6 separate regions of the Mus musculus genome follow, and regions 1, 2, 3, 5 and 6 are each linked to region 4. The links are chromatin loops, found by intact Hi-C in ENCODE. Cell type or tissue: heart. All regions are shown on one strand.

Region 1 (5,000 bases), 400 kb after region 4:
GGCAGAGCAGCTGCCAGGCCCGCCCAGCAACCCACTCCTTGCAGTCTCCAGCGCGGCAGCGGGGACAGCACTGGCAGCAGCTGCAGGGAGGCCCTGCTGGTCCCCAGCCGGCGCGCGCTGGGGTCAGAATGGGGAGTCCCTCTAGCTCTCATCTTCTGAGCAAGCAAATTCTTCAGATTCCTGCACTGGGGCCCTCTGGATGTCAGCTGACCGGCAGCTAGCTCCCTGGATCCAAACCTGCCATCTCCTGGGACACCCTAAGCGCTCTGGATATGTTCTGGGTGTCCCTGCGCGGTTCACTCCAGGTTTCTCCTCCCTCTTGGTCTGCCTGAGGGTCTCGCACAGAAGTCAGGCAGTTCTGGCAGGAAGCAGAACCTAAACAGGACCATCATTTTCAAAGTTGATGGGACAAACCCAGGCATAACTTGAGATGGAGACCAGTCCCAAGGCTTAAAAGAAGATGCACAAATTAGACAATTTCACTATTAGCAGAGGCAGCATTATGACCCTTTTTGTTGTAAAAGGGACATAAATGTAGCTGTAGATTGAATGAAGTTATAGGCCATAAAAGGGCAAGAGAGAGTAGGGAAGAGATAATAGGCGCTGTCCATCGACTCCTCCTCCCCTCCCTGTGTCAGACCTCCCCAGCAGTGGTGGTGGCAAACAGTCTACCCGCAATAATAAATGAGGGAAGGCGGAAGGATAAATGCCACCGAGCGCGGCCGTGCATTTTAGAGTGGCGACAATTGCTGTTTATTTGCTTTTCGTTTACGAAAATGACAAAGGGCAAGGTTATATGTGAGACACATCTCCGCATTGTGTTTTACTCGTGGTGGTTTTGGGAATCAAGGTGACTGGATGCATAGTAAACTTTTCTTTATTTTGGATGTGGAAAATATAATCTTCTTTCTAAACTAGAGATTTTTCTTTTTGTTAAAGACTTTGGCAGAAACAAATCGAACAACTTTTTTTTCACTGTTTTTCTTCACTAATCCTATGCCCTAAGACTAATAAATTCTTCTCAAAGTTTATGGTAATTCCTATCTATGAAGAAATTTCTATCTATTTGCTGTGCAATCATAGATTTTTGAAAATATATTGGAACATTTCAGCTCGGGAAATTTTAGATACTTTTTTATTTGCTCAGAAATTAAGTAGATTTACTCTTGTGTTTCAGTGTTTGATCTAAGGTTAAAGTCAAATCAGGGCAATTCTTCACAGCTAGACAGCGTCTACACTTGACAGCCCAGAGAAGGGAAACGATTTAGATTGAACAAACAAGCTAATTTTCAATAATAATAAAATTTCAACTTTCATATATATATATATATATATATATATATATATATATATATTAACTGCTTTCAACTAAATGGGGAAATGCAATATTTATATGGTGAAAATGGTTTACAATAATGCTGAAGTAATAATTAATAGCAAAAGTAGTAGCCTATTTTGGAATTCTAATATGTGTCATGTTTTCATTTTTGGTTACTCAAAATAGAGTGGAGCGTGTACAAATGATAACACATTTATCATAAGTTAAGGTGATTAAGGATACTGGAAAACCAGCCATTTATATTTAAGTTATTTTTTCCTAACTATCAGCAACACATTGAAGCTTTTTCTAAAAACCTGAATTTTTTTTCTTTAAAGATTGAGAAATGAATATGAAAACATTTCATTAGCAAGTATTAATGTAAGATTAAAGGACATTTTATGTACTTTATGAGATTAATGAAAGCCTACATTTTATTAAGTGTATTTTTATGTACCTTTTAAATGGGTAAAAAAACCCCATAAGTGTTGATATTTATGTTATGATCTAGACAAATGGTATTTTTGTGTTTCTGATTTCTTTCATAAATAATATATCCTATGTTTATCATTTTTGATATATTTTTGAGGTTTCAATTAAATTACATATGGAGTTTTGTTCTTTATTTTCTCTTTCCATTAGTAGTAAAAATCAAAGACATATTCATTCATGGACTGATCAGGATTTGTGTAATATCACTAGTCTTCAGTAGATATTAATACTACATGCATTTGACATCACTGAATTTCTATAAAATATTATGAAATGAGAAACTGATTTCACATAATCAGAAACATACTCTTTAACCACACAGCTAAAAAGACACATACCATTTAAAATGTGGCCGAAATTGTATTTCTTTATAGTCAAACAAAAGCTCTCTGTATGGAGATTCAGGGATTCCTTGGGCTTTGTCTAAATTTAAAGTGCCCTCTACTGTCCAAAGAGTGTACGACTTGAAGAGAAAATGAGAAGCCTGAAATCTCCCTCTAGATAGGTAGAGACAGATGGAGAGAAAACTGCAGATAACATCATTGAGCTCAGTCTGTAGTCTTCTTCCAGTTTGTACTTCTAGCTAAGAGTTCCATTAAAATTATTTGTAACTTTACAATGGCCCCGTGATCCTTCTCTCACCTTAGTTTTGCCTCTAAAATTCTACTTCGGTTTCACTGTAAGAGTTACAGTGAGGACATGGTCAGTGTATAGATATGACAACTGTCAGTCTGAACATCAACATTTAACACTTTCATATCTTAACTATTACGGAACATAATGCAGGGTGTTTCGTCTGCAAATTTCTATATCAGGCCTTCCTCCTTCTCCTGTTTTCTCCTTCTCTTCTTCCTTCTCCTTCTTTTTCATAATTATAATATATAATTATATATATATATATATATATATTTTATAAAATAAAATTTAAGCATCCAGTAGGGGTGGTGTGTGCATTTTAGTATTCCAATTTTTCATTTCAAGTAAGTCACACATTAAATTTTTTTTTCATAAAACTTTATGCTGGGACAGGTTACAGAAGAAAGACTTCTCATCTGAAATGAATTGTGTTTTGCATTGTACAGCTAAGCACTAAAGTTTGAGACCAGGTGATCATATAGGTAACAATTTTAGAATGTTTTGTTGCATTAAAAGTAATTTGTAGCATGGCAACATAGTTTTAAAAAGATTTTGATTGAATGGTAATACTTAATGAAATCAGAAATTTTATGTAAATTCAGCGGTATGACATAATTGAGGTGCATGAAGCATGATTCATCAGTTCTGCAACATAGGCAATAGGCCTTCGTTCAATGGCTTATAAAGTATTTGGTCTACACTATGAGAAAAACAAAAAAAAATAGATTATTTGGAAAGGAATTTTGAATAATTGTACAGTACATTGTGAGTTTTCTCAATCCCTAGGTATTTAATGGAGTGGCTATGGGTCGGGGAGGAGAGAGCCGGATGACAGGGAACTAAGCAAAGCCTCTAGCCAATGAGGTCCCAGCCTGTTTTCTCATTTCCAATGCTGCTCTTCCTTGTCTTTGTCTCTTTAGATCCTCTTACTGACTTCTAACTTTGCTACTCTTCAAATGAATGTCCTGTTCCCTTCTCTACAGAAGAGCCCATTCAAGTAGTATTCCATGTTAGTGCTTTCCCTATCAGCGGCAATCTGTCAGGGAGAGTTCTACGCTCATAAACCAAAGAACAACTGAACAATAAGTGAAAGAAAGAAGCAAAGCCTATCTCAAGTAGAGATTCTCTGGAAGTGGAATTTAGGGCCAGTGTAGGAAGGAATACGTACCAGTTTAAAAAACCTGTACAGTATTTAATGTTGGCATGGTTGGCGCCAAGCAAGCAGGTCTTGTCAGTTTTTGGAAAAATCAAACACATTCAGTGTGTCTAGGTATTTCCTCTACTTAGGAGGAATTTGTTGAACCAAGTGTATTATATAACCTAGTTAAATTTCTCAGAATTACTATCTCTCTTGGTTAGTATTCAGTTACTTTCTAGTTCTTGGCAAAGAATTACACTGTAACGTGGGTTCCTGAATTCCATTAACACATCATTTTTAAAAGTCTAATGCTATGGTTCACTGTCCGGGTAACTACATGGTCTATGCTTTGTATTTCCTTCCCCTTCCTCAATCAATTCATTTCTAAATTAAATTAAAGTTAATCTAATTACTATTGAATCTAATATGTTTAATAACATACCTTTGTTCTTGGACATAAATGCTCTTCCTCATTATAAGTATTTTTTTTAACAAAACTTTAAATAAAAGAGCTTGAATTTCTATAAGCAGTGAATTACAAAGAGGGCCTTGGGAGCTTTTGCTTCTGGGATTATAAATTTTGAGTTAAAATCATGTTACAGAGATAGAAATGACCCAGTGTGTCTTGACGAGTCAAGTCCTTATTTTCTTGGCATATGAGAACTGCTTTTGTTTTTGATTTTTATTGAAAATGAATTCTTCTCTCAGACAGTAAGTCCTGACTACACTTTTCCCAGCCACCCTCCCATCACTTCTTCCCGTGATCCCAGTCCTCTGTCTCCCATCAGAAAAGAACAAGCCTCCAATTGACAACAACCAAACTGGACAAAACAAAATACAGCAAGAAAAGGCAAAAATGCTATCACACTGAAGCTGGAGAAGGCAAATTAACAGTAGGAAAGAGTCCCAAGAGGCGGCAAAAGAGCCAGAGATAAACCCGTTCCCACACTGGGAGTCCCACAGAAATACCAAGGTACAAGGCATAGCATATGTAGAGGACCTGTTCAAGAGCCATGCCGGTCATCTGCTTGTTGTTTCAGTCTGCGTGAGCTCAGGTGTGTCCTGCTGAGTTGATTTAGTGGGTCATATTCTCTTGGTGTCTTAGAGCGCCTCTGAGTCCTATAATCTTTCTTCCTCCTTCTTCAGGGGATTCCCAGAGCTCAGAGGAGGAACCTGATGGAAACTTTCAATTTAGGCACTCTCTCTACATAATGTCTGGGTGATTGCCTCTGCCTCGGCTCCCATCTGCTGCTAGAGGAAGCCTTTTTGATGACAACTGGAAATGGAGTAGGGGGAGGTGAGGATGAAGCAAGAAAGATGAGGGGAGTGGGTGGAGAAGGGAGTATGTGAGTACACAGCTAGAACTGGGGAAATCTACATTGGGAGATGTGGAAACCTGGTGCAATGGAAACTTTC
Region 2 (5,000 bases), 170 kb after region 4:
GTGATGAACATCCCCATCCCCGTTTTCTTAGGTTCTCCAGAGTTACATTGGCCCAAAGTCAGCAGGAAGTAGCGAAAGATCACAAGGACACTATTCCTCCTTCACTATCACCTCTTTCCAGTTTCTCCTTTAAAAAAAAAATTAAACCAAAATGGAGAAATATTGGCATTCCTTCTAAGCTCAGCCTGACAGTTACCTAGTGACAGCCAGGTAGGTCTGACTTACTGTAAAAGGGACTGTTTGGCCTCTCCTTGCTCTCTACCCCTTCTCTCCCTGTCTCTCTGTCTCTATCTCTATCTCTCTGTCTCTCTGTCTCTGACTCTCTTCCCTCCCTGACCCATTTCTCTCACCCCCTGCCCTGTCTTTCTGTGTGTTCCCTGCCAGCCTTCTCTCTCTCTCTCTCTCTCTCTCTCTCTCTCTCTCTCTCTCTCTCTCTCTCTCTCTCTCTCTCCTCCTTCCTCAACTCCCTTTCCCATGTCCCTAAATAAACTCTGTTCTACACTATACCTGTTGCATGGCTGGTACTTCAGAGGGAAAGGATGTCTCATCATGGGCCTATTGAGGCACCCCTTCCATCTGACTCTACAAAACTTATCCCTGTCTTTCTTTTTATAAAACACAACACATTATATATGTTTATATGTAAGTATATGTGCATGTGGATGCAGTATATCATGTAGAAAAGAGAACAAGAAAGACAACCTAACTATTAGGGAGGAAGAAGGACTGAATGTTGATAATAGGCACAAGTTATGAAAGACACTGAAATGTATAGACTTTGGCTTTGGTAAATTTGGGTGTGTGGTGCTTTGTATTTGCGAGTTGTTTTTTTTTTTTTAAAGTAAATAACATTTATAAAAACAAAACAATACAGAAAACAAAAAGCAATTATTCAGCAGTTACTTCATACAATGTACAATGTTATTAGTGAGTGGAATCACCTCACCCTGCCACAGGAGCTTAAATCTGTGTGTAAAACCAAGCAACTTGACTCTGCTCTTTCCAAGCAAAACAAACCCAAAGCCTGATGTGTTTGGAGGATATTGTGAAGGGAAGGAACTCTTTAGAAAGGGGAAAACACAAAACCATGCAGATTTGGATGGCTATGGCCACCCCGCTGAGAGTAAATTAGCATTACAAATAAGATTTCAGAATATTTAAAATTACCCAACCATCAGCTTTCTGTGTCCTCAAGTACTTATTTTATTTGAGTTGTTTGTTTGTTTGTTTGTTTGTTTTTGTTCTGTGGGTAGTTGCTAATGATCCTTTCTCTGTTGTGCCTTTGTCAGTGCTAAATGCTGAAGAAATGACAGCAAATTAGGCAGTTTTTATTAGACTGTTGAGTATGCACCAGTAGAGACTAGGGGATTGGCTTCTGAAACTGTTGAGGTTGTGGTCTGGAGTAAGTGATGAGCCCTGCAAGCCAGGGCTTGAATTCTGTATAAATATTTTGGATTCTTGTTTTGGTTTGGTTTTTGTTTTGTTTCTTTGTATCACTAACGTTTCTTACAGTGGACCAGGTCGATAGGATTATAGATGCTCCTTCAGGGCATTATGCTGCTTGATATTGTGATAGCCTGATTCTAGAAACCATTTACACATAAGTGAATAGACTCACCTTTCAATGGAATGTTTGATTTACAATTTTTACTAAGCAGTGCTATCTTCTAATTCCAAAGTACCATAGCTATAATGTAGAGAAATCAGTTGGGAGAAAACATTCATTTTACATACTTTGAAAAGCTATAGAGATCACAGACAACACCACCAACAAAACTCTTCATGTTATATCTGAAATTCAGTAATAGTGAAAAACAAAATAATTCTTTATCTTGTGTACCTTACCTCAGTGGCATGATGTTCCAGGCTTTAAATTTTTAATTCTTAATTTTTATTTATTTATTTTTGTGAAAAGCCTTTATCAAAACAAAAAAAAAAAAAAGAAAGAAAGAAAGAGAAAAAAGATGCATACAAGACACGTGAATGAGTGTGTTGACATAGACAAATGCTTGAAGAAATATTTACTGCTGTATAACTGCAGGGATCAGCACAGCAAAATGTATCACCCCAATCCTAGAAAATTCTGTCCTTTTGCAGACAAAATACTAGAATTAAAATTGTTCCCATAATAGCAGATATTCATTCCTCTTGAGTGATATTCAAGCTTAGGTTCAAACTCTAACACAATAGCAGAGTAAGCTTGAGGGTGGAACAAAAGAAATGGGGGGACTCTTAGAAGTTCCCAGAGGTAGTTAGGGGAGGAATTGGGGGTGGGAAGGAAGATAGACTGAGAAAAAGGAAGGGTTTAAAGGGGGAGGGGAAAAAAATCCAAACCTAAGACTCAAAGATGGGTAAATCTCCTCTTTACATAGTTTTTCAAAAGGTTTGTGATAACCAGCTTTTGTGTAAATACATTTGATGGCTCTGAGCTGAAGGTGACTGACAGCTGAATCTAGACCCCCTCTGGAGTGTTGCCTTGGGGATTGCCATTGTTGCTAGCGTTTCTTCAGACTGACCCAGAAGAAACATTGTCTCAGGATGACTCCAACAACTGCCACCCCCAAGCAGCCTAAGAGCCAGGAGCAACCAACTTAGTCTCCCTCGAGCAGTAATTAAAGCACTGAGAAGAACAAGGCGTGTTAACTGAGTTGAGCTTAAGTCTCTCTCCAAACTCGGATTTTAAGAATGCATCAGAGTATCCAAAGTGTGTGTGTGTGTGTTTTTTTTTTTTTCTTTTTCCTCCAAGCAGAAATGTCAAAGAGTTTCTCTCATTTCTTTGTTAGCTGGAAAAACAAACAATTTTCTGGGTGTTCCTCTGGAGGGCATTGCTGGTAAATGCCTTAGATTTTGTTTCTTAATAAAGCCAACATTTTTACTGAGATACAACATCAGCCAAGTAATGTTATTAGACGTTTCACCTAAACTCTCAGCAAATTGCTCAGGACTAAAGGAAAGGAATCCTTCTGTCCTGCACTGTTACTCAGGTAACACATTGGACTTACGGGTTCACAGTTGTGCTCAAAGCCTTGGACCTGTGTTCTCAAAGGAATCTGCTCCACCTCCTGGTCAGAAAGTTTTGCTCTAACCTCTGAAAGCTCTCTCCTCAAACCCCAATGAAAATGGAAACTTTGCCATAAATGGGTGAGCCACTTGGCGAGTTTAAAAGCCTGATAAACCTAAGGTGAGATCATTGGCACTTATCTCCTGGAAGTTACTGGCCTGGACCTCCATGTGGGTTCAGAGTCCAGGAACCAGTCAAATCACAAACAAGAAGCCGCAGGGGAATTCTAAAGCAATGGTTGCTTGGTAGGTTTCTGTGGGTAGATGATTCGCTAAGTTGAAGACAGAGAGATAGTAATCAATTATGAAAACAGGCTGTTCTACAGTTGGTAAAAATATTAGTGAGATTTGATTGCCATTGTTAAAAATATCTCAGGGAGTCACAGATGCAGTGTTTCTTTCACACAGCACAAAGGAAGGGTCCCTGTCTGGACCCTTGGTCCTCTTTTCCTATTCTAAATGTGCATGCACGGAGCTTTGTCAACTATTCTTATCCCTCATCTCATTCAAGTATTCTAATTTCCCCATCAAAACTCTTTGGAAACTAACTACAGGAAGTCAGGAATTCAGAACATCTGACATTGTAAGGAGTCAATATTAATTTGCTGGATGTTAATTATTGCTTTGAAGCACATTGCTGCTGCTGCTGCTGCTGCTTCTGATTCTTCTCCACCTCTTCCTCCCTCCTCCTCTTCCCCCCTACCTCCCCCCCTTCTCCTAGCAACAATTTTGTTTTGGAAGGTTTCTGTTTGTTTGTTGTTTTCTTATTGTTGGTAGATTGTCTTGAAATGTAATGGTTTTTTAGCTTATGTACTTGTTTAAGGAAATGTTTACCTTTTTAGTTTTAAATGATATTATGACAAAGTAGTGAAAGATTCTTACATCTGGGTGGGGGTGGGAGGGTGGGCTGTAATTTAGTGCAAGTCTGTTAAATTTCTTAATATCTTCATATTTCATCAAATGACAAGAATTCGTCTTTGGTAGATTGGTTTTTAAGGAATGGCTAAGATGTCATTCATGGATGTTCACATCACATAGTAGGTGTTTGGTAATTAATGCCTTGAAGACAGAAAACATTTTGGTAATCAAGTAATTTCAAAGCAACAAACTAGCCTAAGAGGCTAAGTAGAAAATAAAATTCTGTGACTTGATTTCTCCTGCCTCGTTCATTTGTATGTGACTCCAGGAATATTGTGTTGCTACTCTGTCTAGGAAGATTAATAAAATAAGATTATAAACTTTATCAATCTTCAATAGGTTTACCTATATTAAATAAATATGCTAGAACTCCTTCATAATAAAAATATTATACAAATGCCACGTTTTGCTTTCTATTTTTGTCTGATAAAATGCTGATACTTAGACAAAAGCAAGAGTTGAACTGCAAACTAGTGTTGTGTTAACTAAACATAGGACTGTGTTACATCATTACACATTAATTTTCCAGTAAGCTTTCTGTTGTCTTTAGAGTGGAGTTACTATTACTAGCACAACTTGACAATTGCTTCCACTACTGGATGTTTTCACTGTATTAATTTCAGGTGGGAAATTTTAGGAATATGCTAGTTAGTAAGTATAATATTATGATAATTTGTAATATAGCTGTCAGAATGGAGATGCTGCTTATATTTCATTGTAGTCTATAAATGATCATAATCAGCTCTTATTTGGGGTGGGGTGGGATAGTTGGATCATGTAACTCCAAGATTCTAGCTCATTAGAAAACATGAAATGCTTCCACAAAGCACATGTTACAGTACTGAAGATAAAATGGGAGACTTTTATATTGGGCATTGAGAGAAGAAGAAGAACTTGGGGACTGGAAAAGGAGCAGCATCCGTACCTGCCTGGGGATGAAATGTGTTCTCACTGTTAACTCGAGCATACCACAAACTGGCCTTGAAAACTGTTATCATTTATCAGCCACTGTCTTGCTTTCA
Region 3 (5,000 bases), 260 kb after region 4:
TCTTTCTTTCTTTCTCTCTCTCTCTCCTTCGTTCGTTCCTTCCTTCCTTCCTTCCTTCCTTCCTTTCTTTCTGTGTCCCTTACTCCCTTTTTGTAGACACAATGTATCTGTGCAGTAGGGTATATAATCCTTTGGGCATATGCCCAGGAGAAGTTGAATTATTTTTTTGGTTTTAGTAGTTACTTCTGTTTTGTGAGTAAGTACAAGCTCTATTAACTGCTGAATCATTCCTCCAGCCCGTGATAGCTACATTTCTAGCTTTTATGTTTGTTTGGTTTTGTTTTTGAGAAAATGCCACACCAAATTCCATAGTGCCCTCAATAGTTTGCACTTCTAACAAGTGTTAATAGGGTTTCTCTTTCCCCACATCCGCCCCAGCTTCTTCTTCTTTAGTGGCTTTACTATGAAAGGTTATTATGACTGGGGAGAGAGAGAATCTTACATAGATTTAATTTGAATTTCCTTGATGGATAGTGACGCTGAAGCCTTTTAAAAGTGTTTATTAATTATTTGTATTTCTTCTTTTGAGGTTCATAACCCAACTTTTGAAAGAGGTAGTTTGTTTTATATTTACTATAATTTTTTTAACTTGAAGATTCCCTGTATGAGAATATGGCATTTGCATCCTTCCTACCCACCTCATTCGTTCAGCATACCCAGAGGCACCCATTTTGAAGTTAATGATATCACAAATACACTTCTACTTACACATACATATGTGTAAGAGTGTGTATATATACACATACATATATCACATATACATATACGTATGTAAATATATACACATATGTGTATAAATACACACACACTCTTTCTCTCTCTCTCTCTCTCTCTCACACACACACACACACACACACGTATGTTTATGTAGTTCAATTAGTTTTGCTTTATCCATGTTGTTATGTTGACTGGAGTAGTCTTTTCAGGTCTTGTTCATTCAGTCATAGTGTTTAGAGTTCTCAAGAGCAATATCCTTGCCCTGTTTAGGATAAATTATCACACAGCAATAATTCTGGTCTTCAGACCTTTTCAATATTCCCACCTCCTATTTTAGAGTGTTTCCTGACTTAAGTCATAAATGCTTAGGCCTGGACAGCCATGATCACTTATTCTCCATAATATGAACATTTGTTTTAGTTCTTTATAAATTTAGATGTTAAACCCCCTGTCATAGTTATAGCTGTCAAAGTTTTCTCCAGTATGGCATATTAACTCTTTACTTAACTGCTTCCTTTGAAGTACAGAAGGTTTTCCGAATTTGTGAGGTGCCATTTGTCTGCAGCTAGTCTTATTTTCTGAGTGGTAGAAACTCTACTTAGAATGTCTTACCTATTTCTACCTTCTGAAGGATTCTCCCAACTGTCTCTTCTAGCATTTTCAAAGCTTCATATTTGATGGAGAGAGGACATTGTTGCCTGTATACTCACTGATGACCTCTCCTGACCTCACTGGATAGATTGTTGTATGGATGACCATGGGTAAATTAATGGGCAACAAAAGAAACTGAATGTCATTGTCTCAGCGTTTTACTGCTGTGAACAGACATCATGACCAAGGCAACTCTTATAAGGACAGCATTTAATTGGCGCTGGGAGTGGGGTATTTCTGTGACAGCCTGACCATGTTTTTGGGAGGACTGTGGAATGATTCTGGAACTTTGAGCTAGAAGAGCCATTGGATGTTAAGAGCTCTGTGGGATGTTCAATAGGAGCTTGGAAGATAATCTTGAGAACAATGCACATGTTTTGAGGCCTGGCTTATAAAATTTCAGAGGGAAGATTAAAGACACTTATCAGGGTCATTGTTTTGATTGTGAAGATTCTGTAGTTTTGGTTAGCTGGGGCTGAAGAATCAGCTGTGCTTAACAAGATACCAGAACTACTCAAGCGAAATTTTTGAATTACTGGGATGACTGATGCTGGTTAGCTGGAGCTAAGGAATTAGCAGTGATTAAGAAGAGACCAGCATCATTAAGGTGTTATCTTCTGGGATGAATTTTCTGAGAGTACAGAAAAACTGTGTTTCAGAGGTAGCCATGGTTGGACCTCATGTTGGCAGCCAAACTTGGTAATGTATAAGAGTCACCAGGTGGTACTGGTTTTGAAACATGAAGGGGTAGCAGCTGATGCTTGACACTGTGAGAAGCCAGAAAAGGCCATTGGCTAAGGTTCAGCCTCAGTGACAGTTGAAGGCCCAAGACTGAAGGGGCCAGGCAGAGAAGTTGAGGCCAGCACCATGAAAAGAGCCCATGAAAGGCTATTTGTGGAAGTACAGTCCAGTTTCAGCAGAAGACAGTAGTGTTTGGAGATGCCAGTACCATGAGATGACCACCAAGAGCAGCAGCAGTGGAGTACAGGCATCTGGAGCCTAGAGGACGACACGTGTGCTACAAAGGGCATGGCTGGAAAAGTGAACCAAGCCCTTGGAGGAGCCCAGAAGATCGTGAGTTGGATCCCAGACATTGGATGGTTGGAGATTGACTTTTGCTTTTGATTGTGACTGTGCCCTGATATTTTCCCTCTTGAAGGAAGAAACTGTTTTAGTGGAGTCCACAGTTAAGAGATTTTTAATTGTAAAAAGACTTTGGATTTTAAAAGAGATGGATATTTTAAAGAGATTGAAAATTTAAGAATATGTAAGACTGTGGGATGTTTAAAGTTATTTAGACCTTGGGGATGAATAAGAATGTAAGGGTTTAGGCTTACTAGTGATGTATTTGTGTGTCAAGTTGACAAGGGGTCAATTGTACTGGCTAGTTTTGTGTCAACTTGACACAGCTGGAGTTACTACGGAGAAAGGAGCTTGAGTTGAGGAAATGCCTCCATGAGATCCAGCTGTAAGGCATCTTCTCAATTAGTGATCAAGGGGGAAAGGCCCCTTGTGGGTGGAACCATCTCTGGGCTGGTAGTCTTGGGTTTTATAAGAGAGCAGGCTGAGCAAGTCAGGAGAGGCAAGCCAGTAAAGAACATCCCTCCGTGGCCTCTGAATCAGCTCTTGCTTCCTGACCTGCTTGAGTTCCAGTCCTGACTTCCTTTGGTGGTGAACAGCAGTATGGAAGTGTAAGCCAAATAAACCCTTTCCTCCCCAACTTGCTTCTTGGTCATGGTGTTTGTGCAGGAATAGAAACCCTGACTAAGACAGTGATGATCAGTAATGTGGAAGTGTAAGCTGAATAAAACCTGTCCTCTCTAACTTGCTTCTTGGTCATGATGTTTGTGCAGGAATACAAACCCTGACTAAGTCAGTCATGAACCTGGGAAATGAACTTGAAGGGCAGAAGAAAATTGATAGGCATGGAGAGGTATGGGCAGTTGGAGGCAAGGTGGAAGAATGTTCAATATACTTTGTATACATATATGAAATCATAAAATAAAAAACTATTAAAGAAAAACTTCAAAATAGGTAGAATTATTATGTTTGATTTAAAAATACTTTCACAAGTAATAACTTTTTAAATATTTATATTCTTTCCAATTCCTATTCTAGACTGTGCCCTTAGCCTTAGTGGTGGTGGTTAGTTCATTAAGATGTTCCATTTAGAGATAAGCACTTAATTTGTTATTCTCATCCATTTGACTAGTAATGCCTCTCTCTTGACTGCTGACTACTGGAGAGATAGACAGACAGAGAGAGAGAGAGAGAGAGGGAGGGAGAGAGAGAGAGAGAGAGAACTTTCTCTGTTCAAGGTTGAGAGTAGACTAGGTCTGTGGGTATACATATGAATATTTATATTGTAATTCGACAACATGAACCTTTAGCAAAATAACAGTAGCAGGTTCCACCCTAGGCTCGTGACCTCCCAGCCATGGCCTTTAGGTCAGGATTATAGTAGCGGGCATGACATTGTCTCTTGTTAAGAAGGCCTCAATCTCATCAGAATGCAGTTACTGTACCAGACACCCTTTCCTAATCATCCTACTTGGTATTGGTAGAGTACAGGGTCCAGTCTCAGGTGGGGACCATTGGTGTCTTTCATCCCAGCATCCTTCATAAAACCTTCTGACACCAGGAGAGCTAGCCTGTGAGGAGGAAGGTTTTAGGTCTGTTTAAAGTTGATTTACTCTTTCAACAGGCAAAATGTATTGTACATCACAATCACAAGCATGGTCCTCTATGGTTCTTTTATTTTGTAGCAACATGCCATTTGACATGTTAATTGTCATGGGTGCTCCTCTCTAAGGTGATGTCAGGAGTTTGGGTGATGGAATTTTCCATAGTAGGTTCTAATGCTTTGTTACTCACTTCAGTCATACTTTTCCTCAGAGGAGCAAATGTCTATTATCAGTGCAGTGATAAAGGGTGCATCAACTTACACTAGAGAAGGAAATTTATTGATTTCTTTTTCACCCGGTTTTTAACCTGAAGCATAAAAAGTAAATAGTACCCCCCAAAAAGCCACTGACATAATTAACTGGAAGACTATAAGCACCTTTGTATCTATCACCAACTAGAAAGTCAGGCATGCACTTGAGGTAGAAGGTCTTACTTTGTGCAAATGAACCTTGCTTTCAGAGTGTATGGAAAAGGTTTCCCAGGTAACACTCTTGATTTTCATGTGGGCTCTTTATCCTGGTACTGATGAGATGTACTGCGTCACAGAAGACACAGCCTGTTGACACTGGTATTCCCAGCAATGGCTTGTCTACTTCCTCTGCATTAGTATCTTGGTGTTGGACTCTTCACTATTGGAAATGCATTATTGTTTACTGTTAATGTTGAATTAAGATGAATACAGACATCCTAAAGAAACCTCTCTGTCAAGTGTCCAGAACAGTTTGAAGAATGCAGTACCTGTCTAGCAAGCAGTGAATGAGTGCATAACTGTGAATAACTTAGTGGTAACTAAAATCAGTCAAGTGGAAGGAAGGGACCCAGTGGAAAAAGTGGGATAAAAAACTCTTATTTCACCAGGGAAGGTTGAGGCAGTCTCCAGACCAAGGCTTGCCAACTCAAATACTTCTAGAATGAAAGTATTCATTGTAAATAGGTGGGGAAAGAAA
Region 4 (5,000 bases):
GCCCCCCCACCATGCAATGAGGAGCTGGGGTAGGGGCTGGGAGTAGGGGTTGGGGATCTGGTGGGGCGAGGCATAAAACTCTCTTTCAGGTTGGGAGACCCACGCTCGCTCACATATGTGGTAGATCACACACTTGTCCTTAAAAAGAACAAGAGTTAGGTCCATTTCCTTCTAATTTTCTCAAAAAGCTCTAGCCAGGATGTACCATGTAGGAAGACTCTGTGTGAAAACCTATTTCTTGTTCAGCCCAGGCTGGCCTCAAACTTGTGATCCTCCTGCATCTTTCAGCAAATTCTACCAGCAGAGAATGGCCTTGGAGTGCATCAATGGGAGGTGAGGCCCTTGGTCCTGGGAAGGTTAGATGCCCCAGTGTAGGGGAATGTCAGTGTGGGGAGGGAGGAGCAGGTGGGTGGGTGGTGGTGGAACACCCTCATAGAAGCAGGGGTGAGGGTGGGATAGAGGGTTTCCAGAGGGGGAACCAGGAAAGGAGATAACATTTGAAATGTAAATAAAGAAAATATCCAATAAAAGAACAAAACAAAACAAAACAAAACAAAACCCCCAAAACCACAGCTTCTTATGTGGTTTTGAACATCTCATGGTTTCAAAAGTAAAGATGAAGGCCAGAGAGTGGCAAGCACAACAGAAAAACCTAGTTGCTATTTCTTCCTGAATTACCTGTTGCCTTGACTAGTAAATCAATCTGTTTTAACCCTCAATTCCTAGTCCTTTGTTTTAGCAAGAAAAAATATTCTGTAATACTTAGTACAGAGAACAAAAGCAGTTGCACCCAGACAAGACCTGTAAACTTTCATGATGAATGGGAATGGGTTATGATGACCATTACAATGTTATTTATTCTTAGTGCATAACTGAAGAGATGGCTATAAAAAAATGTAAACCTGGCACACAAAGCCATAGCCATTGTGAAAAGAATTATTAATTTAACATAAAGTGATTGGCAAAAAGCAGCTTTTGCTTATACATAAGAGTGAAAGTTAGAAATCCTTCAGTGGCAAACCCTCTGTGGATATTACTCCACAGTGTGCGTGCATTTAGGTGAGACCCTTTTCCTCTGAGCTACATTAGATGTTATACAATTTAAAACTGTAAGTATATGCAGTACTCTGTCGCTACCTTTTTAACGACTTCACGGTTAAATTATATCCACTGGTAGGTCCAACAATGGATTTAATAATATTTCAATGAATACATAAGAAAATTGGAAGAAGTGCTTGCTATTATCTATGAATGAACTTTTTCTCATCACACCTTCTCCTTCCCCCTTTAAGGATAAGGGTTATTTTCTTTTAGATTTTGTTAGTGAATTGTCTTAAGTCTTGTATTTGTGTTGTTTGGTGGCTAGTGAATGCACACACACACACACACACACACACACACACACACACTCACACACACATACACACACACACACACACACACACACACACAGACACACACACACAGACACACACACACACACACACACACACACACACACACACACACACACACACATGTTCAGTATTCTGAGCTAGACCACGAACTCTAATTTCAGTCTTAGGGATTTAGTGTTGAAGGTTGATTAGCTCTTCTGTCTGATTTTTTTTTCACCGACAAGGACAGAGCAGTCTTGCTTGACTGGCACAGAGCATCTATAGATGTACAGACGTCTTCCGCGTGTCACATCACAAATGGGTAATAAACGAAATTAAAAGAGATTTGAAGATTTAGAAAGTCCTCTACACATTCTCTAACAGCGAGTCACAGTTTCCTACAGTTATTTCTTCGTAGTAAAACCCAATGGGCAACTTTTCTTAGTATTGGTTTAAAAGCTGTCTCCTAAAATGTAGAGTCTCCGTATTCTCTGTTGCCTCAGAATACAGTTCTTCTGCTTCGTTTCCAATCCTAGTTAAAAAAAAAAAATCCAGAAATCTATTCTAAATAGAAATCTAATTCTTAACAAACATTATTTTTGATATCCAGTTCTCTTTTCTTTTTAATTGTCATCTGCCCAGATTTAACCATTTAATTTATTGTGATAAGTGCATCTATTGAGATGCAAGAAAATCTCAAATGAAGAAAGAAATGAATTTCTAAGTATATGTTTGGCCTTTTATGAGAGCTGGAGTTTTGTCTATTAAAGCTCCAGCCTAGAAGCTAGCAGACATACGGACAGACATGCGGACAGTGAGGAAGGACATTCTTCCTAAACAAGTGTATTTTCTGCTCCAACCTTCAAAGTAACATTTTCAGCTAGATGGCCTCCTGGTCGAATACATAATTTGCCTCTTGCATTCTCAGCTTAGTTGAAATATAGAGGACTGGACATCCAGCAGGCCAAAGTATAAACTCACCATTTATCTATTAAAGTCATATTTAATGAAAATGAAGAGAAATTATTGCCCAACTCTCTCTTTCTCTCATTACAATTCCTTAAGAACTTTGCCGGGCACATTATCTCGTAGACATCATGATCAAATGTTATTGTTTGCTTTATTATCTCAGTTGGATGGTTGGCTAGTCTAGGATGAAATAGGTTGAAGGCAATCCTCTCAGCCCAGAAGTCTGAATGAGGTTCCCATTCAAATGATCCTGATTGTTTGGGGGTGGGGCGGGGTGATTAGTAAACCAACTGAGCTTACACTGCATAGTAAGCGTCTGGATGCAGCACATTTACATCTAACAAGAGACCCCAGAAAACGTGTGTGTGTTTCTTAAACCTTATGTTGCGAACAAAAGGCTATCTCAGCCACAGACAATCAGCACGGCACTGCTCCCTGGGATGCGAGCCACACACTCAACTGCACATTTCATTCTTCCTCAGCTCCCAGCACCACAAAGCCCCGACTCTCTTCCTTCTCCTGGGTCCCCAGATTGCTCCATAGCGGGGGGCTGGGAAAGCTGAAGCCCCAGGTCTCTGCCTGCGCACCAACAGCCCTCACCGTGGGCCCCCGGGCGCTGCTCTCCCCTGCCCGAGCCGCCTGGGGGAGGTAGGGAGGGGAGCCGGGGGAGCTTGAGAGGGGACCGCACACCTAGATACTTAGGGTTTTTATTTATTCCCGGGGAGGTGGAGGCGGTGAAGTGGGTTCAAGCTGATCTGCCTCCCCAACTTGCCTCTCCCTAGCAGATAAAGTCATTTTCGGACTGGTGCGGGGAGCCTCGGGGATAGGGGACGTCCCGGCTCCACGTCCCGGTCCCCGTCCCGTGCGCGCAGCAGCAGGGAGGGCTGGCCAGGCTACGGTGGTGACCGGAGGACCGGGGAGGGGCCCTCAGGGACGCGCGATCGCGCGTGGACAGCGGGGCTCGCTTCCCCCGGGGGCGTCGCTCCCCGCGCGCGGGCTGGGCCGGGCTCCGCGTCCCCGCGCGCCGGCATGACCTCGGGGCCCCCTCCGGGCCGCGGGAGCGCAGCTGTGAGGCTGGGCGGCCGCCGAGGCCCGGGCCGTGTAACATGACCCGGCGGCCGGCCATTGCGCCCTCCCTGTCCGCCCGCGGCCGGGCGCCGCTCGCCGCCTCCCGCCTCCGCTCCCCCTGCAGTCCCGGCCCGCGCCGCCGCTCCCTCCCGGGGCTCCCGGCCCGCCGCGCTCCAACGCCCGCCTCTCGCCACTGCCTCCCGACGCCCGGCCGCGCGGCCGCCTGCGTCTCTTTCTCCCTCTCTCCTTTGAAAACTGATCTTTGGCTCTTAGTGTGAAAGTGATTTGAATTTGGCTCGGCGGCGCTCTGCGCCTGCGCTCAGCCTCTGGCATGCTGGCTCCTTCCAAGCAGCTGTTTTGGGTTTGAAATTCCAACATGGCAGAGGCTGCAGTCCGTCTTCCCTTCAAAAACTTGGAATGATTTCAAATCATAGGCACCTTCACTTAACCCTAGCTTCCATTCATCAGCAAACACATCGGATCGATGCTACGCTAACCTATCGGGAGCTCGCTCTGCGCGTCCAGGTAAGGAGAGCTTCGTAGTTTTTTACCATCTGTTTAAATTTTTTGTTTTTGTTTTATTTTTAAAGAATATAGATAGATCCAAGACCTGTAGTGAGAAGAGGTCTCAGAGTTGTGCCGTAAACAGTAAATTTAATTTGCATTCGTTTCTATTTTGTACGCCAACCTGCTGTCTAATTTCTCTGTACAAAGTAGCCCTGAAACATTATGATGCATATTTCTGCAGCTTAATCGTTATAACAATAGTATGGGATTAAGAGTTCGTGACTGCAAGAATCTCGCTTTTCGCGATATTGGGCTTACTCACTACTATCTTTTTACCTCAAAAAATAAAAAAAATAAAATAAGAAAGCGGAGCCATAGGGTGGGGCTAGACTTTCTTCGGGAACTAACTTCTAAGTAAATAAGAAGTGTAAATAAGAATCTTGCACACACACAAAAAGTTGAGGTTAAATTACAATCTCGTGGCTGGGGGATCGAGAAAAATGTCAGAGGATCGGTTGCAGAAAACTGTAAGCACATCATGCGGGAGGGGGTACAGCGTGGTGGGCGTATTGTTGGCAAGGAACGGGAGAGAAAGATGTATAATTTAATGGTATATACAATCCACTGATCCTATTACCGTCCTCCCCGGAGCTCTTGTTAGTTTCAATGGGAGTGAGTGAAATTGACATGGACTTGTATTCCCGGTCATGTGCTTTTTTTCCTTTCTTTCTTCTCCTGTGATCTGAGATCCCCTTTTTGTTGATGTTGCTTTCCCCCTTAATTATATGCATGTAGGTTAAATGAATACCTGACGAAAGGGCCCACGTTTCAAGGCAGTGACATTTGATAGCTGAGAGGAAAAGTGGCTTTAATGAAAAGCAACCTTTGGAATTCCTGCTTGTGAGAAATCCAATTCAGCTTTTTGTGCTACCAGCAAGAAATGATCAGTAGCACCAGTGTTTATGGTATGTCAGTTTTGGAATTTACTTCCTTTGCATTTAAATAGGGAAGACAAATTAAATAGCATGATAAAAACCATTGGAGGCTGCTTGGGAACCAGATGCTCATGATGTCCAATTC
Region 5 (5,000 bases), 270 kb after region 4:
GAGGAATGTTATGAAATGTTTACATCCCTATTTTGCATGTGTGCATGTGCATATGAATCCATACCTATGTCTCATGTTTTTTTAAAATTACTTATTTTTATTTTACGTTTATGAGTGTTTTATGTGCATGTATGTCTGGGCACTGCATGTGGGCCTGGTGTATGTAAAGATCAAGAGAAGGCATTGGGTCCCCTAGAATATAACATTTAGATGGTTGTGAGCCATCATGTGGGTGCTGAGAACCAAACCTGGCTCCTACGTAAGAATATGAAGTGCTCTAACCACTCTGCTCTCGCTCCCATAGATTTTATAGTTTTCGAGGATGCAATGGAAATGTATCTAGTTATCCTCTCAAGAGAGAAAAGAAAGACATATTTTATTGAGAAAAATGATTAAATTATTGCTAAGATTAAGTTTTCTGGTATACAGAAACTACCATGTGTTTGATGTTTAAAGTGAAGTGCCAAGGAGGGAGAACACTGAAACCCAGCAAGCAGTTAGGATGGTTTGCTTACCTCTCTCATTCAAGTATGTGCACTTAATGTAACTAGCTGCTTAAACTCCTGCCTTGCCTTATCCAAAATGCTGGACTATAGTTCGTAATCCAAATAAGCGTCTTCCCTTTCCTCACCCCTGAACGTGTCTTTTGTGGCAGTATTTCCCTCACAGCAGGAGAAATGAAAACTAGAACAATAACCTGGCTCCTGGCTACCATGTTGCCTCCTACCTTAAGAAAAGAATAAGTGCCACTCAACAGCATCATCTACTCACAATTGTTTCGCATCATTGTTATTCAGCTGCCATTACAAACTCATATTGTACAAATATCAGGAATTGCGACTTAACTTCAGATGATCACATTTAATTTATATTACTGAAAAATAGAGGCTAGGGAGGTGGCTCAGTAAGCAAAGTGCTTGCTGTACCAGCATAAGAACTTGAGTTTGCATCTCCATGTTCTCCATAAAAGGCTGGGCATGGTAGTAATTCCTTTCAAGTTGGAACTGGGGAAAGCAGAGATGGGAGGCTCTCTGTGCTTCAGGAAAGCTACTCTGGATATTCTGAGTTCCATGCTCAATGAAAGACTAAAGAATAAGTCAAAGAGCAACAGAGGAAGACCTCCGCTATTGACTCCACACACATGTGCATACATGCACAGGCACACCTTCAAACACACATCTACCCACACATGAACCTATACACAGCCACACACCACACATGGGCACAAATGTACATATACCATGTTGAAATACAAGGGCAAACGAAATACTCTATTTTCTTTTAGAGAATTTGAGAACATGGACACATGCCCAAGTGATACAAAGAGAGGAATTTGATGTCATGATGTGGAGTGGAACCTTTCAGTTCCATCCAGAGTGTGCTCGTAGCTGAGTGGCTTAGGAGAGGTGAGCAGGCTTGTGAAAGGGCCATTGTTAAATCACCACATGTCAGGGTTAGAAGGAATTACATTTGCCTTCTGTTCTCATCTACCATTGAATTCAGAAATCCATTGAATTGTGCCCATGACTGACTCTGCCTGAATACTCAAGAGGAAAGTGCAGTTGGTTCAGAGGACTACTGCTATTGATTAAAACGACTGTGTCTTCTCCCAAATTCATGTTATAATTGTTTCTTATTTTCAAGGTGAATAAAGGGAATGGCCATTAAGACAGGATAAGGTCAGTGAGGACCCCACATACATAAATCCTCCTAAAGACTTCATAAAAGGCCCCACCCTGTAAGAACTCAGAACTTGGAATCTATAACAACTAGGCATAATCTTGGAAACAGAGAGCAGTCCTCAATAATGGGTCATTCTGGTTCATTCTGCCAGTGCTCTGAGCTTGGAATTCCCTTCTTTATCAATTACTTACCCAACTCTGGTATTTGCTCCAGCAACACAAATAAAAACGATTTTTAATTCTAGTTGTGGATGGCTTTGTTCATATAATTCTTTCCAAGTTTCTCCTGAGTGTTTATTCTTTGTTTCTTTCATTGATAGATATTATTCATCCTCGTGTTAACACATATGACTTTTGGTTGAGCTATGGATGTGAATTTAGAGCCCTTATTTCATAGTTCTTTTCATTCAGATTTGGTTGTAATAAACTATAGGCCTCTTAGATGTGGGCAAAATTACATTATGGGGGTTTTAGTCCATCTTGTTTAAGAGGAAGTCATATAACCTAAGTACTCCATTTTTGGGACCAGTTATTAAAAGCAGCAACATGTGGGAATGTTAAGATGAGGCAGTGTGTTGAAAATCACTCAATTATATTTCCCCACTTGAATACAATACCAAGATAACTTTCTACCTTCTGTATGCCACATTATTATCAATGTCTATACATTTTTTTAATGTCACTGCATCTTGGGATGTTTTTGTTAGAGCAGTCTCCTCCAGACACTAAGACAACTGTGTGTGCAAATACTTGCCTGTTTTTCATTTCTGCTTTCAGTTCACTGTGGTCTCTACAATCACAGAGTCAGCTACTATTTCTTACAAATCAGTCATTGCTTTGACTATGTGTGAATAGCCACTAGGTGTTCTATGTAAATTTATGGGTTTTTTTCTCTCTTTTGGTCTAAGTAATTTTTTTTTTTTTTTTTACTTATCCACCTGTGAATAGAGGAGTATTATCTTCATCTTCATCCCATGTCTCCACTCCCATGCATTTTAGGTTGGGTCGGCTGCCCAGCTACTTTCACAGTTGATACTTATGAAGAGTTATCAAATCCCTCCAATAAATGAGTTCAAAAATCCTCTCACAGTACTTCTCCCTATCTTTGTTAAATTCTTTCTTGCTGAGATTTTACTATTCCAGTAGAGTAACTTGGAATGATTTTAAAACCACAAAGGTCTTAGCAAGATTATCAGTAACTTCAAACAAATACCTGATTGCTGTTTCCAAAAAGACCCTATCATGTCCCAGAAGTTGAAGGCTTGTCCCGATTGTCAAAGACACCATGGACTCTTAACAAAGGATTTGAAGAATATGAGCTGGAACTGACCTGAAATCCTGCTCCTGGTGGACCATCTTTCATATTATACAAAGGTGCTTTGCAACCTGCTAAGGGAGGAAAGAAGTTAATATCACTACTTATCCATGACAACCATGAACAGGAATAGATAGCATGGCAACATAACTCTAAAGTGCAAGAGTGTGACATCTAGCTTGGCAGTAGCCATCAGCTGTCCAACTAAACTCAGGGCCTGCTTATCAGAAGGGAAATGATGCCTTGTACTAGAAACTCAGCCAACTACCAGAAGCCAGTGAAGTCATGGACCTTAGAGGAAAACCTATTATTACCACTTTTGTATGCCAGCATAATTACTAACTGCATTCTAAAACTTATCTTTTTAACTGTAGACAAATGTAGCCCTTGCCTCTGGTCAAAGAAGTCTACTACAGAAAACACAGAAGAGATCAATAAAGAAAACTGCAGCTCACCAAGAGACCAGAAGATGGTGGTATGAAAAGCCCAAATGTACACATTTAAGACACCTGTATGTAAGACATTGAGGAAGTGGGGGTGGAAAGATTGTAAACACCAGAGAACCAGGAGGTCGTCTGTAAATCTTGCCTTTCAGCTATGGCAAGAAAACTAGACACATGAAACTTCATCAACATTGCTGCCTACATAAGACCTGAACAATTCCAATGGCAGTTGAGATTCCAACAAAGTTGGGGAAATCTCATATGTCCCTAATCCTAGATAAAGAACTACTGATATTTAACAACTATTACAAGGAGGCTGTTTTATACAAAATGACCCTCCCTGGCTATCTAATGCCTAGTGCTCAGTCCTAAAAACATATTCATACAGGCAACATTGAAAGGACTTAGCAGATTGTATTTATATACTTGAATGCATAAGGAACAATGATTGATAAGAAGAGGATTTTGTGAGTTTAGGAGGGAGTTGGGGGTGGACATGCAAGGGGAAGGTAGGAGCAGATGAAGGCCAATGTGATGTACTTATACTTTAAATAAATAAAAAAGAATGAAAAGGAAATGGGTAGATGAGAAGTACTTCGTGTTACATCTGTCGCTTGGCTTAACACTTGTCCACTGCCAGCTTACAATTTCAAAATCCTGCAAATCCAAATAGTCTTACTATGGCTCCAATACTCTTCTGTAGAGCAAGCCCAGTTTTTGAGGAAAGGACTTTTGTGGTATTCAGGTAGAAAGAAAATAACACAGTCAAACCCATGCTTGGGTCATATGACACACAAACCTAATTAGACCTTGAACTCTTTTGCACTAAGATTAGATGTGCCTTACTATCTATGAAGTGGAGGTTCATGCAGCCCCATAAGAGACTCTGTGTCTGCAAACAAGAAGACATTGACAGTCATCACAAGTGTATATGGTTTTCTGTGTCTATTTTGGTTCAGCTCTTAAAGGCACTGGAAGGGAGGGAAAAAAACATTGAAATAGTACAGAAAACCAAGTGATCTATCCTAACTACATATCTGGCTTTAAAGGAGCATGCTTGACTTGGCTCATCTTGTCAAGAACTCCAAGTGTTTCTACTTGAAGTCTTTTTGCAACAGATTATTCAGCTACCTGACATGGATCCTGACAAAGAACGTCTGGTTCCTTCTATTAGTTTAAGATTTTGTTCCATCTGAAGAGACTGTTGTCATTCTTAGGATGACAGTTGATTATCTGAAGGGCACAGTGTTGTGTGCATAGTGCTTCCCGCTTTGAAGAGCTGGCCAGAAGGACTAGACACATCCAAGTCTACCAAGTGCCTGGTCAGCCTGGCCCAGGGCAGTCAGGGTAAGCAGGTGTAGCTGGTGTCAATGAGCCCCTCCCCACATTAGAATGATTTGTACAAGTTCTGTAAATGTAATGCATTCTCTTTATTCAAAGTTGAAAATGTTCCTGCCAAATGGTGAAAACTTCACACAAGAAAAGTACAAACTATGTGCATGTAGAAGTGTCCTTTCAGATATTCAGATAGTGAGGATTTATAAACATTGCATTATCTTG
Region 6 (5,000 bases), 120 kb after region 4:
TTTTACAAAATAAAAAATATCATTTTGGAGCACTTTTAAATTATCTTTAAAATCTATAGCTATTGTTTTCCTATATTTTATGGAGGGGGAAAGGAGAAGAAAAACTATATGAGAGACAAGATATCTCTATGTAGCCCAGGATATCCTCTTATTCATGACTATCCCACAGCCTCCCAAATGCTAGAGTTAAAGTTATAGGCATACATCTGACTGTTCTCTGATATTTGTCTTTATTGTACTATGTATGATACCTCTAAACAACATTGGGAATTATTGTTCTGAAAACAAGTTTCTAAAGTGTAAAATAGCATCATTCTTTGGATTTTTTTTCTTTATATGTTCTAAGGAAAAATCACATCAAAGCTTTTTTGCTTTTCTTTTCTTTAACTCATCTCCTTGCTTTAGTACCAGAAGCCTTCTGCTCTCCCAGACAACGGTGATACAGTCAACTGGGGCACTGTATACCTTTGTTCAAAGAACATTTGGCGCCACATCTTTTCCACTTTGTCACCACCAGTAAACAAGATCAACAACAGCAATACATTTGGTGCCCTCCCCCAACACATAATGCTAAGATTCAAGCACTGGTCAATAGGCTCTTTATGTTCTCAAGGCCCCACCAGGGTCGTCAACACTGACTCCTGTGCATCTTAGTAACATCAGGGTCTAGATTATGGTTCCAAGGCTCTCCCAGAAGAAAGGAACACTCCTTTTTCCTTCAAGTTAAACAGACATCAGACTTACCTTTCTCACATTTGCTAAGGATATTGCTTAGTATGCATCAATAGGTAAACTTTCAGTTACATCAATAAACATATTCAATCCAGTAACTATCCCAATGAATTATTTTTGATGGATAGGATCTTTGCTTCATTTCAGAAGAAATATAAATGTTTGAAAATTCAATTAGTTTTGCTACATTAAAACTGCATAGAAATACCCAGTTTAAGTGGGCAATCTATTTTGTTCCAAGTGCATAGGCTTAGCATGTAAAGCAATGGTAACATTAAAATCATGTTTGCATTGTTATAAGCAATTAATTCATAAGAAAACTTTGCTTAAACCAAGACAGAGAGGCCCTGCCTTCCATTTTTTTTTTCACTGTTCACCTTTTTTTAAAGGTTATTTCTTTCTGTCCTGGCTATTAACTAAATCCAACAAGTAATCGCCTCAACTAAGCTGGAAGGAAGCCGAATCCGATCATTCTGTGTGCTTGCCTGTGCATGCATGTATGCTTCCAGGCACAGGCTGCACTTGCCTACACGTGCACTGTCCAGTAGTCCTGTGACTTCTAAATTATTTTTGAGATGCATATTCATTTTTATTCTTTATCTATTAATATGTCCCATCAGAGCACATGTGTTCTTATTTTTACTACTCAATATTTTCAGGTTTTTTTTTTTAAGAGGAAAAAAATCCTAATAGAAATTACTTGAAAATAATCATGGGATTAATGAATGTGTAGGTCTTTTAGCTCGACACTGCCATCACATTGATATTCTCTCCTTTATGTTAGGCTCGGAGTAAATCCCTTGATACTGGAGGAAGTTAGATACTGATTACTTGCGATTGGTTCCTGGTGATTTGCCCTTAATAATTTCCAGTTGAGTCTAATGAAAGTATGATTCCTGAAAAGCCGCTTCATTAAAATTGCATCCTTTCCCCCTTCAAGTGTAGTTCAGTCATATCACCCACTTTGTGGTGTGTTTTTCTCCTCTTAAAGAGTAATGACTGAGAAAGCAGAAACAATTAGATCACTTCACTTCTTCCCAGAGTCCCGCTCACCAACCCTTCCTTCCTCTTTCTCTGAGTGGGAGAATAAAAGTGTGCTTCTTTGGGGTTCACAATATTAATTTCCAAGTTGATTTGATTGTTTTACAGTATGTGTAGTCTTAAACAAACCTATGAATATTTGAAGTAAAGTGGGGAATATGTTGCATATACACAAGAACTAAAATCTTTAGTATTTTTACAAAACACACACACATAAAGACTGATTAACTTATACTTGTGCGGCATCCAAACTTAATTTCACTGAGTTGGTGATTTGCAAATGAATATCTGCATGGATCCTTTTTAAAAATCCAAATGCAAATGAGTCCAGCGGCAGTAAAATATATTTGCAAATGAATCCTGTTGCTTTATTCATTTATTGTGTAATTACTGCAATCCTTCCCACCTTGTTTTCAGTATTTCTTAATCATTAAGTCGGAAGCATGACAGCAGTGCCAGCCCTGGCATGATTCTCTTTGACTAAAACCTTGTAAATTAACACAATTAGCACAGCATCCTCCTGCTAATTAACTTCCACTGTCTGGTGCAGTGGTTTTGCAAACAAGGAAGACGGAGTCAGAAGGGAATCAACATGCCATTCTGTTACCAAACTGTGTGCTCTGTTCAGTTTAGCTCAGCGAGTCAAAGCTGGCCATGTCAAAAGCCAGAGTCAGGCAAAGCAGGGCTGAAGTGGTTGGGGGAGGAGAACAGAAAGGGATGGGAGCTGTCAACACTGCTGGGGAATTCAGAAGGGAAGGGAACGGATGCCACAGATGCCTCATTTAGACCAGGCCTTCCTCTTATCAAGGATTCTCTGCCAGAGGGCACAAGATGGTTTGCAGAATTCACTTTGAGTAATACAAAAGAGATTAGGGAGGGCATCTAACACAGCCATAGCATGGTAGGAAGTGTCCATTCCAAGTGAGCAGAGATTAGAGTTAAGATGAGTGAGCAAGCCCTGAAAAAGAGGAGAGTGGGGTTCCAGTACTTGTTGGTAACTAACTAGATGAAAGCCTCTTAAATCAATCGCTTTGGGCACTGCTTTTGTGATGTGTGAAGCAGCTAATTCCCAAGGTCTTTCCAAAGTTATCATTTAAAACGACTATCTGATTCTAATAACTGAGAGTTTTCTCTGAAGTAAGAAAATACTCATTTCAGGGTTACTACAGAGTCAGTGGCTTCAGTTAGCAATCTAGCAGAATGACGGGTTTATTCCTGTGACCTCGTGGATGAGTTGTACGCATCCACTTTCTGCCGTGGAGGGATCACTGTAGAAATGTAAGGGGCTAAAATCCAGTTTCTCCACTCTTTCCATCCCTTCTTCACTTCCTTTCTCTTTTTCTCATGTTCTTCCCTCCTCTCCTGGTATCTCAGTCTATTGGGGGAGGAGGATTATCAGAGGAGGAGGGAGAATCACACAAGAAGCCCGGACAGACAAGTGATGCTTGTTTTTATTTCCCCCCCAGACTCAACAACAGAACTGAGAGGCAAAAAGGAGCCAGTTGTAATTCATACCGAGTTGTAGGCTTTGTGCGATGAAAGCGGTGGAGCGCTGCCTGGGAGATTGCTTTGCTGCACTCCACGAAGCAGATTTGAAACTGTCGTGGGCCACTTTAGATGAGAGTTGGATTATGGAATGACCTGCTATGTCTGTGTCATATTGTTCTGTGCAGGGAGCATTATACTGTGCTAACTAGGTGTTCAGTACCAAATAAGAGAGGTATCCTAGATGCGATCTGTCAGCTGTGTCTCATTTTTATATTGCTAAAAATATAAAACAGAAACTGATGGGAAGAGCCAGAATAAGTAGGTGGCATACATGTTAACAGTACTGCATGCTGGATATTAAAATGTATGTGTATATGTTATTGCAAACAACCACGATTGAATTCTAATTTGACAGGAGTGTGTGTGTGTGTGTGTGTGTGTGTGTGTGTGTGTGTGTGTGTGTGTCTAGTATTCGTGTTAAATAAGTAACTCTATGGGTTTATGACAGCAATAAGGCTCTTTTATCTTTTTTTTTTTTTTTGATATCTACAGAGTTTTATTTTACATTGGATTTATCTTTTTTACAACGTTTAATGTCTCCCCATTTTGAAGAATTCATATTATAGAGATCACACTATGTATTACAACCTGGGAAGATTCTTATCCACCTCCATATTGTTAGTGGAAGTTAATAAATAGCAGATATAGTTGGGGGCGGTAGGGTGGGGGAATCTTTATGTGTTCCGAAGAATATCTAAGTAAATTTATTGTCTTTCCCGTCCAATTCTTAGGCTTGAAGATGCAGTGGACGCCGGAGCATGCCCAGTGGCCAGAACAGCACTTTGACATCACCTCGACCACTCGGTCTCCCGCCCACAAAGTTGAAGCCTATAGAGGTCATTTACAGCGCACCTACCAGTATGCCTGGGCGAATGATGACATATCTGCTCTGACTGCGTCCAACCTTCTGAAAAAATATGCAGAGAAGTATTCTGGCATTTTGGAAGGTCCCGTAGACCGACCTGTACTCAGCAATTATTCAGACACACCATCAGGACTCGTGAATGGTCGGAAAAATGATAGCGAACCCTGGCAGCCTTCCTTGAATTCAGAAGCCGTTTATCCTATGAACTGTGTCCCGGATGTCATCACTGCCAGCAAAGCTGGTGTCAGCTCAGCCCTCCCTCCAGTAGACGTCTCGGCAAGTATAGGGAGCTCCCCTGGGGTGGCCAGCAACCTGACAGAGCCAAGTTACTCAAGTAGTACCTGTGGAAGCCACACAGTACCTAGTCTTCATGCGGGGCTCCCATCTCAGGAATATGCTCCGGGATACAACGGCTCATATTTGCATTCTACCTACAGCAGCCAGGCCACACCTGCACTTCCTTCGCCTCATCCGTCCCCGTTGCATAGTTCTGGGCTTTTGCAGCCACCACCCCCTCCTCCTCCCCCACCAGCCCTGGTCCCAGGCTACAACGGGACTTCCAATCTCTCCAGTTACAGTTATCCCTCTGCTAGCTATCCTCCTCAGACTGCCGTGGGGTCTGGGTACAGCCCTGGCGGAGCACCCCCTCCTCCTTCAGCATACCTGCCTTCAGGAATTCCTGCTCCCACCCCTCTGCCCCCCACTACCGTTCCTGGCTACACCTACCAAGGTCATGGTTTGACACCCATTGCACCCTCTGCTCTGACCAACAATTCAGCAAGTTCTCTCAAAAGGAAAGCTTTCTATATGGCAG

The links. A loop is a pair of places that touch in the nucleus more often than their neighbours do. Peaks named below come from ENCODE experiments on the same cell type or tissue, not always from the same donor. Only the 100,000 strongest peaks of a DNase experiment are listed, where the experiment ranks them.
Region 1: it touches region 4 in a loop (6-fold over the local background); 11 of 42 quality-filtered maps call a loop at or near these places.
Region 2: it touches region 4 in a loop (2.3-fold over the local background); 3 of 42 quality-filtered maps call a loop at or near these places.
Region 3: it touches region 4 in a loop (2.2-fold over the local background); 2 of 42 quality-filtered maps call a loop at or near these places.
Region 5: it touches region 4 in a loop (1.9-fold over the local background); 2 of 42 quality-filtered maps call a loop at or near these places.
Region 6: it touches region 4 in a loop (3-fold over the local background); 8 of 42 quality-filtered maps call a loop at or near these places.

What each region holds. Positions count from the first base shown.
Region 1 is chr2:63,697,706-63,702,705 of GRCm38, reverse strand. No RefSeq gene overlaps it. Among named protein-coding and RNA genes, the nearest start is that of Gm8541, 120 kb to the right of the region's middle. In heart, a CTCF peak has its summit at 2,248 (motif pointing left); no DNase peak of the experiment used is centred here; H3K4me3 peaks cover 864 bases; H3K27ac peaks cover 892 bases.
Region 2 is chr2:63,924,163-63,929,162 of GRCm38, reverse strand. No RefSeq gene overlaps it. Among named protein-coding and RNA genes, the nearest start is that of Fign, 170 kb to the left of the region's middle. In heart, a CTCF peak has its summit at 3,056 (motif pointing left); no DNase peak of the experiment used is centred here.
Region 3 is chr2:63,832,599-63,837,598 of GRCm38, reverse strand. No RefSeq gene overlaps it. Among named protein-coding and RNA genes, the nearest start is that of Gm8541, 260 kb to the right of the region's middle. In heart, no CTCF peak of the experiment used is centred here; no DNase peak of the experiment used is centred here; H3K27ac peaks cover 333 bases.
Region 4 is chr2:64,096,780-64,101,779 of GRCm38, reverse strand. Fign (fidgetin) reads left to right here and starts at 3,742. Exons shown (of 4, transcript NM_001267846.1): 1 at 3,742-3,938; 2 at 4,716-4,885. In heart, CTCF peaks have their summits at 2,986 and 3,591; a DNase peak (open chromatin) is centred at 3,639; H3K4me3 peaks cover 2,631 bases; H3K27ac peaks cover 2,587 bases.
Region 5 is chr2:63,822,871-63,827,870 of GRCm38, reverse strand. No RefSeq gene overlaps it. Among named protein-coding and RNA genes, the nearest start is that of Gm8541, 250 kb to the right of the region's middle. In heart, no CTCF peak of the experiment used is centred here; no DNase peak of the experiment used is centred here.
Region 6 is chr2:63,979,952-63,984,951 of GRCm38, reverse strand. It overlaps Fign (fidgetin), which reads left to right. Exons shown (of 4, transcript NM_001267846.1): 4 at 4,053-5,000. The coding sequence starts at 4,061. Among named protein-coding and RNA genes, the nearest start is that of Fign, 120 kb to the left of the region's middle. In heart, no CTCF peak of the experiment used is centred here; a DNase peak (open chromatin) is centred at 2,481; H3K4me3 peaks cover 290 bases; H3K27ac peaks cover 2,054 bases.